Regions from separate parts of the Homo sapiens genome. Here region 2 is linked to region 1. The links are chromatin loops, found by intact Hi-C in ENCODE. Cell type or tissue: OCI-LY7. All regions are shown on one strand. Each heading gives the region's core, and the rest is flanking DNA. Links, peaks and the distances in the headings are about the cores only. Region 1 overlaps DIP2C (disco interacting protein 2 homolog C). Region 2 overlaps DIP2C (disco interacting protein 2 homolog C).

What was found. A loop is a pair of places that touch in the nucleus more often than their neighbours do. Peaks named below come from ENCODE experiments on the same cell type or tissue, not always from the same donor. Only the 100,000 strongest peaks of a DNase experiment are listed, where the experiment ranks them.
Region 2: a loop joins it to region 1, with 6 times the contacts of the local background. A loop is called at or near these places in 1 of 110 quality-filtered maps.

Annotation. Positions count from the first base shown.
Region 1 is chr10:500,515-510,283 of GRCh38, forward strand. All of the region lies in intron 1 of DIP2C (disco interacting protein 2 homolog C), which reads right to left. Among named protein-coding and RNA genes, the nearest start is that of DIP2C-AS2, 120 kb to the right of the region's middle. RefSeq lists enhancers at 1-111, 6,443-7,022. In OCI-LY7, for the core only: no CTCF peak of the experiment used is centred there; a DNase peak (open chromatin) is centred at 5,227; H3K27ac peaks cover 1,714 bases.
Region 2 is chr10:282,639-292,407 of GRCh38, forward strand. DIP2C (disco interacting protein 2 homolog C) reads right to left here. Exons shown (of 37, transcript NM_014974.3): 33 at 5,726-5,783; 34 at 3,635-3,709; 35 at 634-808. Among named protein-coding and RNA genes, the nearest start is that of ZMYND11, 150 kb to the left of the region's middle. RefSeq lists an enhancer at 1,175-1,244. In OCI-LY7, for the core only: a CTCF peak has its summit at 5,329; a DNase peak (open chromatin) is centred at 6,343; H3K4me3 peaks cover 1,586 bases; H3K27ac peaks cover 1,452 bases.

The DNA of each region.
Region 1 (9,769 bases), core at 4,195-6,694:
ACTTTATTTCCTCATTCATCCCCCAAATATTTAATACCTATTGTGTGCCATGCAATGGACAGAGTACATAAAACAGAAATCCTACACAAAACAAAGTGCACACGAAACACAGACACAATATCACCAAATGTTCGCTGGATAAAAGATTTAAAAAGTTGTATTTTAACTTAAAATCTTTTAAAAGCTGGAAATACAGGGATGCTTAATTCAATGACTCCAATGATTTTCTTAAACAAATCACCTCATCTGGGTAAGCAATGGATAACAAAACAAGACAGGCCAGGTCCCATCAGGACAGGAATGACTGCGATGTCTCCCCCCATAGGTTTCAGGCTTCAGAAAATGCTAAGATCTTTCTATCATCCTTAAAGCTATTTTTTTTCTGACAACCTTGCTGTGTAAAATAATGGCTCAGTCCCAAAAAGGCTTGTAGTTAATTTAAGAGGCCTGAGGTTTTCTTTTGGAGAGCGGAGGGGGCAAATGACCTACCAGAAGTTATATGTAATAAGCTCAAGTTATTCCAGAGAAGTTTGTACACACATTATGACTTTCTCTGAGGCCAGTGAGCTGCGGGCAACCCTCCAGGAAACACTGAGGCTTCCTGTGCACTAATTCACATTGTGTCAAAAATACTGAGTTGCAGGGAGGAAAGCAGAGATGATTCCTGGTGCAACATGTAAATGTGGTAAGATTTTGATGGTTTCACTAGCTATTTAAATAATAATGTTGATAGTACACACTTTAGTTTGTGGAAACATCCTTTCTAGAAGATCTTGCCCAACCTTTATTAAGTGGCAATAATTAAGAATATACTTTATTTAGAAGGCAAATAAAGTAGAATGTATGCAGTCCTATACTCATTGATACATTATGAGTAGAACTTGTTAAGATCTCTGCTTTGCAATACCAACTTTTATGAAACAAACCTGTTTATGTAAGCACATATGTATTCAAGGATTTTTATAATAATATGTTTATGAAAACACATGCGTTGATACCATATTACCCCAATTATAGAGGGAAGATGAGAATATCTGATCAGAAAGAATGGGGAGGCTTCATTTAAAATGAAAAAAAGGTCAATAATCAAAGTGCAAAACCGATCGAAGAATATGATCGTATTACAAGGTGACTTGCAGAACAAAGCAGTCCAGACAGGCAAAAGGACTGGCACGGAGAAACACAACTGAGTGAAATTACATTGAATTCAACACATAGGCACCGCAATATCCATTCATTCAGGAATATGCGTTACACACCGACCACAGGCCAGGCACTGTGCCAGGTATTTGGCAATATCAGAACACAAAACATAAAACCTCTGCACCTTCGTGGCACTTCAATTCCTGGCCAGGTGTGCTGGCTCACACCTGTAATCCCAGTGCTTTGGGAGGCTGAGGTGGGAGGATCACTTGAGCCCAGGAGTCTAAGACCAGCCTGGGTAACATAGTGAAACTCCATTTCTACAAAAAACAAAATTAATTAATTGGGTATGACAGCATGCACCTGTAGTCTCAGTTACTCAGTAGGCTGAGGTGGGAGGATTGCTCGAGCCTGGGAGGTCGAGGTTGCACTGAGCTATGATTCCACCACTATACTCCAGCATGGGTGATAGTGACCCTGTCTCAAAAACATTCAAATTCCCACATCATAGTTTTTACAACACCAATATACCATGCAACCATCTCCCTGATAAGCCCAATCATTTACTGGTCAATGCACAGAATGTGAAGATATTATGAGGCACACACAGGAACTAAACCTACATGAATTTTTATCTTTTGCTAAAATGAGATTTGGGTGAACTAAATAAAACCACCATGAGTGTTCAAAGGAAAATACTTTTCAAGTGAACTGAAACAAAAATTAAAATCTATGAAATGCAGCCAAAATAATGATGGGAAGTAAGCTCATAGGACGAAAGGCTCATATTCGAAAAAAGTAAGGTCTCAGGTCCATAATCTAAGCTTCTATGTTAAACTCAAAGCCAGAAAAAGACATCATAATGAGCACAAATCAAAGAAACTGAAAACAGAAAGGAGGAAACTCAAGTCACACCAAAAGCCTACGTATAAAAATTCCCAAGGGATCTACAAAAGTCAGTCCTAGATCCAATACCTGAGTTCAGCCAAGTCACAGCACACAGTCAAAGTGTACTCTACGTATTGGCAATTAGTATTTGGGACCTAAATGTTAAAAACAACACTATTTACAGTAGCTGTATAAAAAACACTTAGGTATACATTTAACAAAGCACACAGAGGATGTGTATGAAGAAAACCACAAAACACTGAAGAAAGAAAGGAAAGAGCTACCTCAACTGAGCCACGAGTCCAAGGAGAAGCGGCAACACAGTCAAGACACCAATTCTCTCCACGTTGACCAACAGACTTACCACAACTCCAACATAAATCCCGCCAGGACACTGACCTGCGGACTTACCACAATTCCAGCATAAATCCTGGCAGGACACCGACCTGCAGACTTATTACAATTCCAGCATAAATTCCGCCAGAACACTAACCTGCGGACTTACCACAATTCCAACATAAATTCCGCCAAGACGCCTACCTGCAGACTTACCACGATTCCAACATAAATCCCGCCAGGACACTGACCTGCGGACTTACCACAATTCCAACATAAATTCCGCCAGGATGCCTACCTGCAGACTTACCACGATTCCAACATAAATCCCGCCAGGACACCGACCTGCGGACTTATCATGATTCCAACATAAATCCTGCCAGGACTTTCTGTAGATGCAGACAAGCTAAAAGTTACATGAAAGGGAAAGAAACAGGACAATAAACGTTCCAATTTAAAAACTGGCAAAGATCGAACAGACACTTCAATGAAGTGGATGGACATAATAAGCACTCGGAAACTAAAAGAACTGACCACAAAAGAGAGTGGCAGTGCTACTATACATAAATTTAACAAGCAAAATAAAACTACAAGGGAGAAACAAATGGAACCAAGGGCTACAAAGATGTATCTTAAAGCTGGCGGAAAACCATGGAAGTGTTCCTAGCCTCTTTCTCTGAGAGCACCACCTGACCATCCAGGAGTCGTCACTGACAGACCCAAAACCAGTGGGTGCTAACCACAGCTTCCACCCTGAGAGGGAAGAGTCATTTGAAGAACATCCAGCAATATTCCTTCGGCTCTTACCCCTCTGCTGTGCCAAACACCGAGTTAACGTTTGCTGGCCTCTATATGCACACTGAGGTCTGCATTTGTAACCGCATTTTTACATCTTTCAGGACAGGACAATCCTCCTTTGTCCCCTATGGTTTTCATCACGGTTCTATATACACCTGAAAATCTCTGCCGCCTACATCAGACGTTTTGTCTAAACCCATTACTGTGACTTACCCTAAATTTACAACCATTGATTTCAATTCCAAGTCCAAAGACTCATTTCCACAGTAATTATTTTACTCAGAAATTAAATTCCAGATTCCTGATCACACTTAAAGTCAACTGCTTTCAACTTCTGGGTTATAGATACAACTGGTCTAATTCTGTAACCTGAGAGGATTTCATGGAAATACTCTCTCTTCATCTCACGACACACACAGGTGGTAACTGCAGCCTTCAACCTAACTGCCTTCCTAACCAGAGCATGAAAGAGCAATAAAGAGTATTTATCCCCATCTCCTTGGGCTGGAGACCCACAGCGTATCAATCACTGTCAAATCACTGTTGTGCAAAAATCAGTTCCAACGCCCTGTGGAGAATAAAGGCCACGCTGGAAGAGGCACGCAAGGGAAACAGCCGTCTGCCATGGGGCTCCCACCCCCGAGACGGCAAATCCATGCAGGCGTGCCGAGGCTGGCCACCCGCTGATACCCTGCTACCATGGAACTATTCCAGGCACGAACTACCTGGAAGTCCTGGGAGAGAAACCCAGCACACAATGTTGCCGTCAGACCTGCAGGTGTGATCCCTAGCACAGCCACCTTAGGCCGGGAGAGCGAGGATGGGACTCAGAAGCTGCAAGATGACCATGCAGAGAAGCACCCACGGCTCCGTGACCAAGTCTGACCATGCAGAGAAGCACCCACGGCTCCATGACCAAGTCTGACCATGGAGAGAAGCACCCACGGGCTCCGTGTCCAAGTCACAAGTGACAAGATGAGACGCTTCCCGTGTTCCCATGTTCTGTCACTTTAACACTAAAAATTTAGTACATCTTACTGTTTCCTAAGAAAGCATAAGGCCTGAGTAGCAGGTGGCCGCTAACCTGGTTCTTTTCAGCTTCATAACAGAAGGCAATAGCTATATAAACCAAATCGCACTATGGCTGCATCACGGCTTTCATTGCATGTCAAACCCTCAGCTCCAGCGGTGCTGACCCCGTCATACTCAGAGAAGAGGTGAGCTCTTCAATCTCCATTTCTCAACACTCCAAGCTGTTTCCATATGAGCTCATGTGACTCTCAGTGCTAGGTTCGTTCATTCATTCATTCATTCATTCAGCAAAACCGCCGTGAACCCGCGGGATCCCCACCCTGCCCTCCAAGGGATACTATTCTGATGGGACCTGTGTCCACACCCATATTACTGCAGCCCAGCACCCTTCCCGGAACCGTGTGCATCTCCCCAAAAGAAAACTGTACAGAAAACGGCAACGGGTCCAGTCATGTTCCGAGGAGCAATTCCAATTGCTGATGTTTTAAGGCAACAGACTAATAACCGGCACCTCATCAACACAGAGTCACTAACTTCCCAGCAGTGTCTCTAGTCCCTCTACAAGGATATACAGATATACACGCAGGAGCTATCTTAGGAGGCAACAAGACGCTCTTCAGGAAACAGGAGAAAGCAAAACATTTGAGGAACGGACAGGGGCATCTCCACCTTCTACTGCCACAATTTGTGTGTTAGTGATCAAGCCAAGGTTCTCAACCTTTCCAATCTATTAACCCCCTGCCTGAGGCTCTCGACTGATCCCCAGCTGTACTTCCTGGCAATAAACAACCTGCCCAGCTGTGATTCCTGTGTGCACCTGACACCAGGGAGATGGAGCTGCCTGCCCAGCGGTGCTTCCTGTGGGTGCCCCTGACCCCACAGGAGATGGGGACCACCTGCCCAGCTATATTCCCTCTGTGGGCACCTGACACCAGGGAGATGGAGCCACCTGCCCAGCTGTGCTTCCTGTGGGTGCCCCTGACGCCACAGGAGATGGGGACCACCTGCCCAGCTATATTTCCTCTGGGTGCACCTGACACCAGGGAGACAGAGCTGCCTGCCCAGCTGTGCTTCCTGTGGGTGCCCCTGACACCACAGGAGATGGGGACCACCTGCCCAGCCATATTTCCTCTGGGCGCACCTGACAACAGTAGGATGCTGCATGTGCCTACACTGACAGCTACAGCATCATCTCCTGCTGTAAAAACTCCCTTTCAGAGGTAACAGGACAATGGGGCAGGTTTTCTCCTGGAGAAGTAAAGAAGCTGAGAAATCCAGGGGATTAGGAACGCAGGTGACAAAAGGAGGTTGTGACATCTACACGATGTCACATTTGGCAGCACAAGGGAGTGCTGGTATGTGCTGCTAGGTACTGTTATTCCCAGAACCACCTCACACTGCATGGCATTGACATGCTTCCCATGCTCGTTACCCTTCGGAAGACACATTTAAATAACCTTGACTTGCTGGGATGCAGCTGGAGAGAGATGCCTGGAGACCACCAGCCCAGAGTCAAGGCTCCATTTTCTCCTGCTTGCAGGACTTCTGCATGAAGCTAAGGCATCCAAATGTGCATAAGATTTATGAAGAGCAGACAAGCTGCATGACATCTTCTGAGAGGGAAGCTGTGCCATGTCAGGGGTTGGGACAGCAGCAGCAAGGGGGATCAGCCCAAGGCCTGGGGAGAGGCAGTTGGGAAATCTCAGTGTGTGTAGCCCTGGGGTCTGAGGCTTTCAACTGTCCATGTGGCTCCCACAGCTCAAGTCCAGCGTGTGGTCATGACCCAGGGCAGGGCCACTCACAGAGCACAGTTCATCTCAAATGTGATGGGGACGCTGAATGATACGCCAACGTACCAGAATAGAATCCCCAGTACTCACATGCAGAAGGCACTCCCAGCAACACGCATGCCTACACCACCCTGCACCAAGGGGCTGGGCACTCCTGCAGTCTGCAGCTGCCTCCTATCCCCCAACACACAGTGGCCTCCCGGGACAACATTCTATTTGCCGGCCACAGCCTGGAGCCCCCAAAGCACGGAGGAGGGGCTTAGCGAGCCACGCAACGTTCCCACCTCACACCCAGGAAACGAGCCCCTCACTGAAGTGGGTCCTGCACCCGCCAGCTGTGCATGATCAGAGGTGTGAGGTTATGGACATGGTCACACACTGTGCACAGAGGTGTGAGGTCACAGACCTGGTCACCCACTGTGCATGATCAGAGGTGTGAGGGCATGGACCCGGTCAACCACTGTGCAAGACGAGAGGCGTGTGGTCAAGGACCTGGTCACCCACTGTGCACGATAAGAGGTGTGAGGTCACGGACCCGGTCACCCATTGTGCACGATAAGAGGTGTGAGGTCACAGACCCGGTCACCCGCTGTGCACGATGAGAGGTATGCGAGGTTAGGGACCTGGTCACCCACTGTGCAGTCAGAGCCATGCGACGTTACAGACCTGGTCACCAGCTGTGCCCAATCAGAAGCTTTTGAGGTTAGGGACCTGGTCACCCGCTGTGCACAGAGGCGTGAGGTTACGGACCTGGTCACCCGCTGTGTCCAATCAGAGACGTATGAGGTTACAGACCTAGTCACCAGCTGCACACAATCAGAAGCTTTCAAGGTTAGGGACCTGGTCACCCGCTGTGTCCAACCAGAGCTGTGCGAGGTTACAGACCTAGTCACCAGCTGTGCCCAATCAGAAGCTTTTGAGGTTAGGGACCTGGTCACCCGCTATGCACAGAGGCGTGAGGTTACGGACTTGGTCACTCGCTGTGCACTATCAGAGGTGTGTGAGGTTAGGGACCCGGTCACCCGCTGTGTCCAATCAGAGGCGTGCGAGGTTAGGGACTGTGTGCGCGGTGACGGACCTGGTCATCAGCCAAGATTCCTGATGTTTCCAGTGTCATCTCAGCTTCCTTCAAAACTTGAAATCTTTAGATATTTCCCAAAAGCTCGTCCGTCTTTGAAAACGATACATATGCGCACAGGTGAGTTTGTTCCCGCACATTCCTTTCAGTACTGACGATTGAAGATCGAAGGTTAGAGCATTCCAGCCCAGTGCCCATGTCCCACCCCATCTGTGAAAACCTGAGCACAATCAGAGGCTGCAGACAATCTCTGCATCATCCTCAGAAACTGTTCCTGACCATTCACCTGAGGCCACCAAGTTTAAATGAGGGGCCCAAGTTTTAAAAGACAGGAGAAGACTTTTCCACAATCTTTTTCTGAAGACAGAGTCCATGCGTTGTATCATCAGCACCATTTGTGCCTGTCCTGGTCAGGAAGAGCTGCAACCACGTCTCTGTGCTCTTCCAGTGCAGGGTGCTGCCCTTCCCTCCCTTTCCAAGCACAGAGCAGCTCCTGATGACCCAGCACCTCTGCTCAGCCACCTTCCCCCAACGCCTTCCTCCCTCACGCCACAGAGGAGCTCGTGCAGCCAGGCTTTCTGGCTCACCACCGCGATTCAGTCACTTACACCCTCATTCCAGGCTGAAAATCTCTTCTGAAAATATCCAAATCTTACCCATGTCAGGCTCCATCTTTTCCCCAGAGCCCCTCACCCACTCCAGAGCAGCATCTCCGGTGCCCGTGCAGCCTGGGCGCAGATCCACAGGCTCAGAGTGCCCAGGCCCTCAGCCCCTCCATGTGTGCCCTTACTCCCTTGCTCCCCAGCGTTAATGCCCCCATCCTCGATTTCCTGGTAGGCAAAAGGGGGTTAATTCTAACAGTGCTTACCTAACTGGATAATTTCATACCGCATCCGGCCCAGCATACTGCCTTGATAAATGACAGGTCCTGCTGCACTGTTACCATTGTGCTGGTTCCGGATTTCCTGTGAGCCGCTAAGCTCTTCGCAGCAAAGACCACTCAATGGTCTGGTCCAGGACTCTCTGGGATGGATGGATGGGTGAGTGGCTGATGGACAAGTGTGATGCTGAATGGGATCATGCAAAGCTGGCCCCACGTATTTTGGTCAACGTAAGAAAAAAGCCTCCCATGTTTGCTTGCTGCCACCCTAACCGCAGCGTCCAGAAGAAGCCACTTAAAGGCAACTGTACCGCACATACAGGAGATGGCGAGACGAGACTGGCTGGAGATGGGAAGTTGTGTACTACTGATCAGGGCTGCATGACCCAAAAAAGGCATCACTCGAAAACACGGCTGTTCCAACAGCAGTGCTGGAAGGCGGCCACTCTGACCCGACCGTCCACCTCCAGGGTCAGCCACCTGGCACCTCTTGGATGTCTCATCCTGGGCACCCCTTCACAGAGTAAATGAGCCTTTTAACTTCAGCCTGTCCTCGCTAGAACACTGACTCCCACCTCCCATGTCCTGAACCGGCCTGTTCCAGGGACTGCTGTGGACAGACGAGCAGGCCCAAGATATCTAGTGGCATTTCCTGGCAAGGACACTCACGATGCTTGACCATACAACTAGGGGTCGATTGGTTTTTTAGACTGACTGTAATTCCCTGGTGGCACGCGTGGATACTGATTCACCCGGGGAGGGGCATAGAGGAGACTGAAGGAAAACCCGTCCTAACCGCGCCAGGTATTCCCGCACGCACCGATATCTTCAGACTTCTGCAGCATCCTCCTCCTACAGACAAACTGAAGCTCAGAGACACTAAGGAGCTTGTCCAAGACCAGCAACAAGTATGTGAGCAGCTGGGATTCAACCAGGTCCTTCCCTGGATCCATCCGCGCTGCTCCCCCTCCCACCCCGAGGCAGCTCCAGATGGACACAGCAGGTCGGAACATCCCACACCCCAAAGACAGACTACGGAGCAGAGCCGGCTTCCGCAGCGGAAACTCACACACAGCCCATTCCCATTCTTGCCGAATATCTCAGGGACTCTGTGCGGTAAGGGCTGCAGGTGTGACCTCACTCTGCGCCAGGAGATCCGGGTGGTAGGCAGTGTTTTGGAGGGTGCTCGTCCAGACGAGAGAGAGGCATCTAAGGGGGCTCATAAGCAGATCCATGAGACACAGGACACCTCAGAGAAGGGCCGACAAACCCCACAAAGTCGCTCCCATCCTGGAGAGCAGCTTGGAGAGGACGGGGCGCCGCAGTCTCCTCCCAGCCCACGCTTCGGCATGGAGAGCAGCTTGGAGAGGACAGGGCCGCCGCAGTCTCCTCCCAACCCACGCTTCAGATGGGTCTCGCTGCAGCCTGTGGTGCTCATCAGGCTAAGCAGCAAGAGGAAGCTTCCCAGGGCAGGAGTTCTCCTTTCACAGCAAAAGTGGCACAGGCAATGCAGCAGGGCTACTTCAGCCCAGGGCTCAGGAACCACGGGGTGCAGCGCGGCCTGCAGCAAACCAGACACATCAGAAGCCAAGGTCCCACTTTAACATTCAGTGACATCGAACGGAGGGAGTTATCTGTAGCAATCGCCTTCCTGGGGGACCCGTACAACACGCATGACCACTGAAACTGACTGAGTCCCTTCTAGGTCCTGGGGGCTACCCCACTTTACACTCATTGGTTCCATTCACAAATCTATGTGGGGCAGTTGTTAGCCCCAGTTTAGAGATGAGGAAAATGCTGCTTGGAGAAACTAAATGATAAAAC
Region 2 (9,769 bases), core at 4,372-6,871, 220 kb before region 1:
TTTTACATGTCCATGTCATGAAATACCCCTGGCTTCACCCTGCTCTCCTCTGATGGGGCAAAGGCAATGCTGTCCACCTGGCTGCTCCACACCAGGCACCAGCATCAGCAGCACCAGGCCCTACTCTCTGATGAATGCATGGGCAGAGACAGCTGGCCACCAGGGCCCGAGAGCCTCGCGGCCTCCTCTTCCCTGACAGGGGCAGACCCAGTCCTAGAAGCAGCAGCATGCACGTTCCTGCAGCCACTGGGACAGCTTCTGTCTCAGATGGACCCCGTGGGAGCAGGCAGCCTTCAGGCTTGCTGAGGAGACTCTGTGGTCTGAGACTCTGAGCACTTTGCTGTGGGTGACACTGCAGCCCATGCTCAGCAGCCATGCCCCTCTCCGGTTTTCAGTCAGCTCTTGGTTCTCAGGACAGGACAGGGTATGTGATGCACAGCTCAGCTTGTTGGACACATTTGCATTTTGCTTTCCTCTTGCTCTTAAACTCGGTTCTTTTCACACTGGGTTGTAGCTAGCACACGTGCCCTCCTGGCTTTGGCTGCTGTAAACCTTGGGAAAGGCTTCTGTATCTACAGGAGCCTAACCTCTCTGCCCATCTGTTGGGGGGGGGCCGCCAGCCTGGACTCTCACCTCCATTTGCATCTGTGAGCTCAGTTCTCCGCAGGAACCCCAAGTAGCCTGTGCGTGCCCAGATGGTCTGGGTGTCTCCAAAACTTAGTCTTGAGTTGAAGTGATCTGACTGGAGGGATTCGTCTCCGTAAATAGTGAAATAACCGCTGGCATTGTGGGCACTGTGAACCCAAATCTGCAAACGGAGGGAAATGTCACTGTGGATGACATTATTTTATCTCCAGGGAAATGAGACTACAACTACTTTGACAATTCAGTACATTATATTCAGTGATAGTAAACGTTTCCTTGGACTGAATAACCAAGATGATGTTAATCTCATTCGGGTTTCTCGAGAGACACACAGAGGATACTGAAATAAAGGCAGTCTACCAAGTTTGTGGCCAAGCAACCAGCCAAGGCATCCCTATGGGGAACTGAATTAAAGCAGATTAGTTGAAGATTTAACAAATAGGTTTTAAAAATATACACATCAAATGAACAAAGTCACACTAGATTCCTTACACTTTAACGAATGATTATTTCTAAAGAGCAAGAACAATGCTGAAAAGCTTTGAGATTTCTTTTCTCATTTCACCTGGTTAGCTAATACTTTTGGACATATATTGCAATAAAACAACACACAGAAAAACAAAACCTAAGGGATGAAGGCACATAACACCAAAAACCGGAAACGAAAATGCCTGATGTCTGACATTTGGGGAAATAGGTAAGCAAAGACTGATATGGTGAGTCAAAGCGATAGCCACGTGGGTTACGGAGAACCATGGACAGGGCTGGGTAAAAGCAAAACCAGTGAAGTTCCACAGATGCCCACGCAGCTGTGCCCACACAGCAAGGGTCAGGAGAGGCAGGGCCTTGTAGACTCTGGAGTGTTTGCTGTGGAGACATTCTGGGCTTGGCTGTTTCCATTATTTTACTGACAATGAAAAGTGGTCAAGTTCCAGGAAGTCAGAAACTGGTTTAGTACTGCACCCACGTCCCCAGAGCAGTGCCTCACATATGGCAGGCACTCACTGCCTGCACAACAAATGAAAAAGTGAAACTGAGAGAGACAGTGCACCATCAGATCAGGGAAATGACAGCCGTCCTCTGTTCCCTAACACAAAGAAAATTCTCATTAAGGCAACTGAATATTACTCAGCCATAAAAAAGGAGGAAATGCTGCCATTTGCAACAGCATGGATGTACCTGGAAGACGTTGTGCTGAGTGAGAAGCCAGAACAGAGAAGGACAAATACTGCACCACCTCACTCATGTGGAATCTAAAAAGCTGAGTTCATAGAAGCGGAGGGTAAACGGTGGTTAGCCGGGACTTCAGAGTGGCAAGGGGGAGATGACGGGCAAGGGTGCAAACCCTCAGTTAGAGGGCAAACAGGTTATGGGGAGAAAATGTAGTGCGGTGACTACAGTTAATAATACTATATCACTTAATTGAAATTTGATAACAGAATAGATCCTAAATGTTCTCATCACACACACACACACAATGTGAGCTGATGGATAATAGAACTCGGTCGTGGTAACTGTTTCATAATATGTATATACATCAAAGCATCACAGTGCATTCCTTAATTTATATAACTTTCTCAATTAACCTCATAAAGCGGAAAAAACACACATTCTTAATAAGAAAGTCACCCTGGAAATTTCGCCAGTTCTGGCCACCCTCAGAGGGAAGAGAATTCTGACCCTGGCCCAGCCTACGTCTCGGGCAGCACCCGTGAGGACACCCTCCAGGTGCCGGAGAAGCAGGCTCTGCTTCCAGCTTTGTTTCTAGGAACACATTTAAAGGAAACTCCTAAGTGAGAGCTGCACAGAATTTTATCTCCGCAGTTCTGATCTTTCATGTATGTGACTGAGAGAGGTCAAGTGAGGGGCCAAAAAAAAAAAAAAAAAACACAAGGCCCAAGAAGCAAAGCAAGCTGGGACGTGAGAACTGGGGAGGGCTTGCTCATTGGTCAGGTGTTCACCCACGTGCGTGTAGAAACGTGCTCTTGCATGTGCTGGGGATGCGTCCAGGGCTGAGGAGGAGGAGGGCTGGTGCTGTTTATAAGATGCCAGTTCTTAGCACGCCTCCCACATGTGCTGCTGGGAGCCATTCAGGAAGGGGGGCGCCTCATGGGACAGGACAGGTGATAAGGGGAGTGAGGGTGTCCTTGGCCAGACATGGGGCTTTGTCCAACGGCACGGCAGGCCGGGGTAACCGGAGGGAGGGCACACGTGCTGCCACCGTGGGAGGAGGCTGGCTCCAGACATGCTCTTCTCCAGTGCCCTCTGCTTCCTCATAGAAGCAGGAAGCTCAGTGCCAGAGAGAATGCGGCGGAAGGAGGACGCATGAGACAAGTGGCCTCTCGGACTGGGGACGCCCAGCAGTGCCAGGGCCTGCTTGAGATGAGGTGTCAAGAGAGGAGACCAAGGCCACACAGCTCCACGAGGCGTCTTTCTCTAGCTGCATCCCGCCAGTGCGGAGGGGCACAGTGGCAGGGAGTTAAGAGCCAGCCAGGGCGGGCTCATTCTGAACACAATGAGGCAAAGGTGTCAAGTTCCACTGTTTGCTTTCTGATCTGAAATAAACACATGATCTCTTGGCTACTGTGTCCTGATGCTGTTGTTTGTACACTACTTCCTGTGGAGGTCTCTGCCACTTTCCTGGTGAAGGACTTCTCAGTAATAAAAGCAGGAACGTGGAAAGCAAACTCAAGAGCCAAGAAATAAAGAAACTCAGTCCATACACATTATGTGTTTAAATCTTTTCAGAATTATTTGAGGACAATCTATTATACTTCCCTAAGGAAGTGCCATTTTGTAATTGTGAGCTTTCATGGACTCATTTGAGCCATAAAGCTTACCTCACGCTATTTCCCAGGCAATCATAACTCACTCAGCTCAAACCGGTGTGTGGCAGATGGAGGGCATGTGAGCAGTTCTGATGGTGTCAAGGCAAGCCAAGGATACATAACAGAAAAGTAACCTGGATCTCGGAGGACACTCAACTCACCTCTCCAAGGTGTGAGTCCCCCAGCGGTCCTTTTGTTTCTGGGTTGGCAATTATAATCCGAACCCCTGGAAGTATCTATTTGGGAGAGGAAAAGTCTCTTGTCAATGGGAGGAATACAGGGAGAGACTACACACAAGCCAACCTCAATCTCATCTTTATGCCATTTCCTTTCAAGACTGTTTAGAAAGCAATTAAATCAAAACTATATGCCACATAGTTATGACCCATTATACAACCACAGCCTCACAATCACAGCCTCACAATCACATTCTCACTGTAACTGTCAATATTGTATGCTGTTATGGTGACCTCAAAATTAAACATTTTGATTGTCAGTCATACCTCAATAAAGCTAAGAGAAATCTATTGAAAATCATGAAAATAATGTTTGAACAAAAACATGGTAAATGATATAATGTTTAACACAGCCTGACCTTGAAAAATGGGAATTTTCAGTTGTTTCAATGAAGTTATTTAAGATATTTACATAGAGTCAATATTACATCTCACATCATGGCACACACATGGATGGAGGGTGATGCTTGCAGTAATCGCTGAAGGAAGGGAGTCACATAGTGACGTTTTCAGGGGTAAGCATGGACTCGAAGATAACCCAAAATGCTTTTGGCAAAATGATATAGTAGGCAGCTGCTCTGGTGGTGCCAGAAGGGAAAGATTGTGGGTCAACTGCTGGTGAAGTCTGCAGGTTTTCGTTAGAACGTCCGTGTGGATCTCCAGCTCATCTCCACCGAATTTTCAACTCAAGATACTGGGGAACTTTTTCCTGCAGGTAAACATCTTTTACTGTAATAGATGTCAGTACTAAGCATTTCCTTCTTTTTTTTTTTGAGACAGGGTCTAGTTCTGTCACCCAGGCTGGAGTGGCATGATCACAGCTTACTGTAGCCTTAAGCAACCCTCCAGCCTCAGCCCCACAAAGTGCTGGGATTACAGGCATGAGACACTGGCTCTGGCCAGAATTTCCTTCTTAAAGTTTACCTTAGAAATATCTCACATTCCACTGATACCACTTATATAAGGAATCAAAGGTTTATTCTGGAAATCCTGAATATAGCCTGCCTCAGATCAGCTCATCTAACATTTATGATTGAGATAAAGGCAAAACATTTTATGGTAAAAACACAGAACGTCTTGGAATAGTCACACTGTTAAATCTCACTTAAGTCTGAAGTGAGATTTCAGGGCTCTGGATTCTGCTGCTGACTATGGTCCGCCAGACTGTTAGGATGGATGGTGAGCACATTCCTACTGTTGGAACCAACTCTGTGAAGCATTCTAACTTGCAGCCATGCAGGCAACTTTATAATAGAAGCAACATGAGATGCTCTTAGAATTATGTCAATGGAGAAGGAATCTGACAACTGGGGCCGAAACGGAAAAAAAAAAAAAAAAAAGAGTCTTTATTTAGGTGTTTAAATATCTTTCTTGCCCTTTAGTTCTAGTAAAAAAACAAAAAAACAAAAACAGAAACAAAAAACACACCCACTGTGGCAGAAACTACTGGTTGTCTCTTGTTAACCATTCTTTTCTACTTTCATAGTAATAGATACCCTGATTTTTAGGTAGGCCTTTACATATTCAGAATTGATATCTCAATAGTTCCCAACCTTTAGCTAGGTGTGGCCATGTGACCACATTCTGATCAATGGAATTTCAGTGTAGGACAGCTTGGGAACCTTCTCTATGGTCTGCATGCTTTGTTCTCTTCTTTTTCTGTTTCTCCTCCTGCTGGCTGGAATGTGGAAATGATGGCTGGAGCGGAAGCAGCCGCTTCAGCTCCTGAGGGGCCCCTGGTAATTGGGCTCCAATGCGCAGAACGAGGCTGAAGGCACCAGGGCCTCTGCTGGCTTCATGGAGGAGGAGATGCCTATTTCCTAACTTTTACCTGAGGAAAAAAGTCTAACTTGTTTAAAACACTGTTATTTTGAGTTTCTATACTCACTGATATGTTACTTTCAAGAAATTGTTTTGGAAAAAACATTCTAAAAAATACATTTCCTAAAATTTCAAAGCCCATACAGTCAGAAGCGAACGGATACAGAAATGCGTGCCTCTTCCTATAATACTTACCTTTCCCGATTCCATCAGGGGCAGACTATGAGGGGATCCTCTTTCCACTAAGCGGACTCTGCAAACAGAAAGAGAAAATATTCCTAGATGTGTTTGCTGTCCAGTTTTCCCCTTCACCAATTCACACGAGGTCACGAGCCTGGCAGCTGTCCGGGAAAGCTGATTCTGAGCATCATCCAACAGCAAGGACGAAGCTGCAGAAAGAGCAGCCCAGCAGCAGAGGAAACTGAACCCGAAGCGAGGGCCACAGAGAAGGCAGATGAAGCCGCATCTCTCAAACCTGCAAAGTAACTGGGAAAATGACTCTGAGCTGAAAGTAACCATGAGTCCACTTAGCATTTTCAGAAAAGGAAAAGAACACGGATTACAGAGTTTCCTTGAAAGAGCTGCGGGTCACCCACGACTGTGTTGCCTGGTCCTCAAGCACCGACGGCTGTCCTGCGGGTGGAAGGCAGGGCCAGGTGTGCAGCGGCCGAGAGCCCTCCCAAGACAGCGCGTGCATCGCAGCCACAGGAGCAGAGAGAATTGCTGGGCCCTGACGGCAAAGGTACTCAGAAAAGAAACTCTTACTTCAAAGAATACATAATGATAATTTAATCTTAAGAACTGCCAAGGACATCGCAGCAGGCCACAACCAGAGCTTCGCTAACAGTCCTCCCAGGTGCATTATTTATTTTGAGGCCTTCACTACTGGTTTTGCATTTTTACCAGGTGCCTAGTGGACCATCACACTCTTCATTCACCTAAGGGGCAATTTTTTTTATTTAAACAAAATAAAGCAAAGGAGAAAGTGCTTGAAGGCTTGAAGATGGTGAATCACAGGACGACATGCCTCCCACCTGGGGACAGGGTGCGGGCAGGGGGCCTGTGGGCTCCTGAGACACCCTTCCTACCATCCCCCAGTGATGTTTTTTTTTTTTTAAAGAGACAGGGTCTCGCTCTGTCACTCAACCTGGAGTACAGTGGCACAATCATGGCTCATCGCAGTCTGACCGCCTGGCCTCAAGCAATCCTCCCACCTCAGCCTCCTGAGTTGCTAGGGCTACAGGTGTGTACTACCACATCTGGATAACTTTTAAGTTTCTGTAGAGAGGAGATCTCACTATGTTGCTTAGGCTGGTCTCAAGCTCCTGGTCTCAGATGATCCTCCTGTCTCAGCCTCAGAAACTGCCAAGATTACAGGTGTAGCCACCATGCCCAGCCCTCACTGAGATTTGAAACACACCAAGAACCCACTCTTATGCACTCGACACAGCAGTCTTCCTCTGTAACTGACAGATGTACCAAGAAGGAGGATGAGGGGTAGGGAAGGGGCAGGAGGTACCAAGAAAGAAGCCTGAGTGTCTCCGGGCCCTGAGGGACCAGTCCAGCACAGCCCTCTGCGTGGCACGAGGGAGGCCACGGAGGGTGCGCACCCCTCTGGGAATGGGGGTGTTTCTGCTGCCACAGTGGGAGGCACCCAGCAGTGTGGTAGGTGGCACCGGCCTGACGTCCTCCACGTGCCAGACATGTGGCTGCACTGCTCCTGCCAGACCTAGGGCTGTCTGCAGCCAGGGGCACCATCTCCTCTGGCTGTTGAGTGACTGAGGCCACAGGACAATTCCTCCCCCCAGCCTGCTGTGTCTTCTCCGGTTGCTGCAGACAGAAGCACCCGTGCCGGGGAGGATCCTCTGTGGCGGAAACAGGGAAGGCCAGCAGCACTTTCTCCTCTGCGGGAGAACAGAGAGGAGACGCTGGGGAGGGTGCCTGTGTGCATCAGCAGGAGTCTGATGAGGGAGAAAGACTTACTGGAGCCATTTCAGATCAGATGACAACCATTAACTCTGTGGTGTCTGTCTTAAATGGAAACCTTGATGCCAACAGCTGATGAGGGCTGCCAAACAGCTCACATGATTCAAACTCTTACGGAACACGCCGATAGGCTTGATGACGCTAACCTCCAAAAATGCCTTAACTGGCTGTTTTAACACAGAATTGCAAGAAACTAAAGAACTTTTAGGAGCCTGGTAGCATTATGCTAATTCAGGACTTGCCATGAGAATACCTAGAATTTGCGGTGCAACACAAATGTGCTCTCCTCTGGACACTGACCACGGAGAAGCTCACAGCCAGAGGTGGCATGCACATACTTGGGATGTCGGCAGGACATGGCCATGCCAGGACAATGATGCTGACTCCTTCCTCCGTGCCAGGAGGCCCGCAGATGTGCCCTGATCTGAGCGGCCAAGTGGAGTCAAAAGCCAGCGAACCGTGGGCTTCACCCCAAATGAAGACAGCAGTAGAGAAGCCAGGCCAAGCTGGCCGGGGCAGCGGTGAGAAAGGGGCACCTGGAGATGATGAGGAGAGGGAAAGAACTAGGAGGGGGTCAGAGGCCCCCACCTCAGCATCCTACAAAGGCCAGGTGACCAGCCAAGGAGTGAAACTCAGCCAAAACCGAGGGCTGTTTAGGACACACCATCTCCATTTCTGCGGCCAATCCTCAGTCATCTCTACTTTAGGACGTTTGAGATCCTGTCGCTGGCCGGAATCAGATGCACCTGGCAGCTCTGGGAGCTGTCGCTACAGGGATGACTTCAGACAGGGTAAGGGGGTCACTCAGGAAACAAGGCTCTGGAGTTATAAAAGTGATGGGCAAATGCCCCAGGGCTCTGCCAGGCAGGGCCCAGGCTGTGCAGCATTCCCAGATCTTCCTTATCTCCATCCCTGTGTGTTTTTACCTTGGCCTGTGCCCAGCCACTAAGGGGGCATGGAGGAAAACAAGACAGGTGAGGCTCTGGGCAGGTGTGTGCTGGCCAGTGCCTCACCCTCCGGCCGTATGTCCTTCACTCTCTCCAGCCTCTGCCCCCATATTGATCCTAAGCCTCAGGAAGCGAAGCAAGACGGAATCTCAGCTGAGAACCTTGTCTGAAGTGTTGAAAACACGGAAGATCATCAAGAATTCCCTCTCTGGTTCATGTGAAAAAGGTGTGTTTTGTATGAAAACAGGCACAGGGTGCTAAATCACTCAGGTCGGTGCTGGATGAAAAAGCTAAATATCCTGCTAGCAAATGCCACACAGGAATTCCTTCTTCTACACCAAGGGGAACAATATCCACACAGCCAAGAGAGGAAAAAAGCTACCCCGTATCTAAGGGCAGAAGAGATGTCTTCCTAAAGAACTAGGAGATATATTTGTAACATACACATCAGAGGGCTGATTCCCTCCATGTGCAAAGAACTCATAGAAATGAAACCAGGTGATCTTGGTTGTTCTCAAAAGTAGTGTTCTCCACAGTTACAGAGTGGGCTGAGTTAAGACCCGGGTCAAAGTGTGCTGCTCGGTGCTGACTTTCTCAAACTGGGGATCATATGCAGACATCTCCAGGTTTGGGCAAATTAAATGAGCTATGAATCTGAAGTGCTTGTGGTGCGTGAGTTATAAGTAGCTGGGGTTATTAACACTTCTCAGTTAGAACCAGGTTGTAAGGTTAACACCAAGGCGTTGCCTGGCACACGAGAGGTGGGCTGCTGGAGGGAGATGCAGAGGTCTGTGGACTCCGGGAGCCAGAGGGGAGCAGGAGGACTCCATGGGGGAGGGAGAAATACAGGCTCAGCCAGGCTGGCCCTCTCCTGCGGGAAGTGTGACTGAGCCACCAAAAGGACCAAGTCATGCTGTAAGAAGACTCTCATCTTCCAAGAGCCATTGTGCCGAGGCTGGCGTCCAGCAGAGCTCACCTTCTGTGAGAGCACCTGCCGCTCAGGTCACACTGCAAAGTCAGCTTTAGACAACTCAGGGCTGAGGAAACCTGTCAGCTCCAGATCCGGAACTTTGTGCCACTTTTCTTGCTGCCTCCAACGTGCATTACTGCTGCCCAAATCGGCTCCACGAACCATTACTGCTGACACCCTTCCCTAGGTGAAAGTTGGTTTTAAACAGTGCACCTACTTTCACATCAAGGTTACAATTTAACTGTGTGTCTGAATAAACTCTTCCAGCCTGGCCTCTGTCTCACCCCTTATTTCTTCTCCAGTCCAGTATAAATCTTGGACTTGCGGGGAATAAAC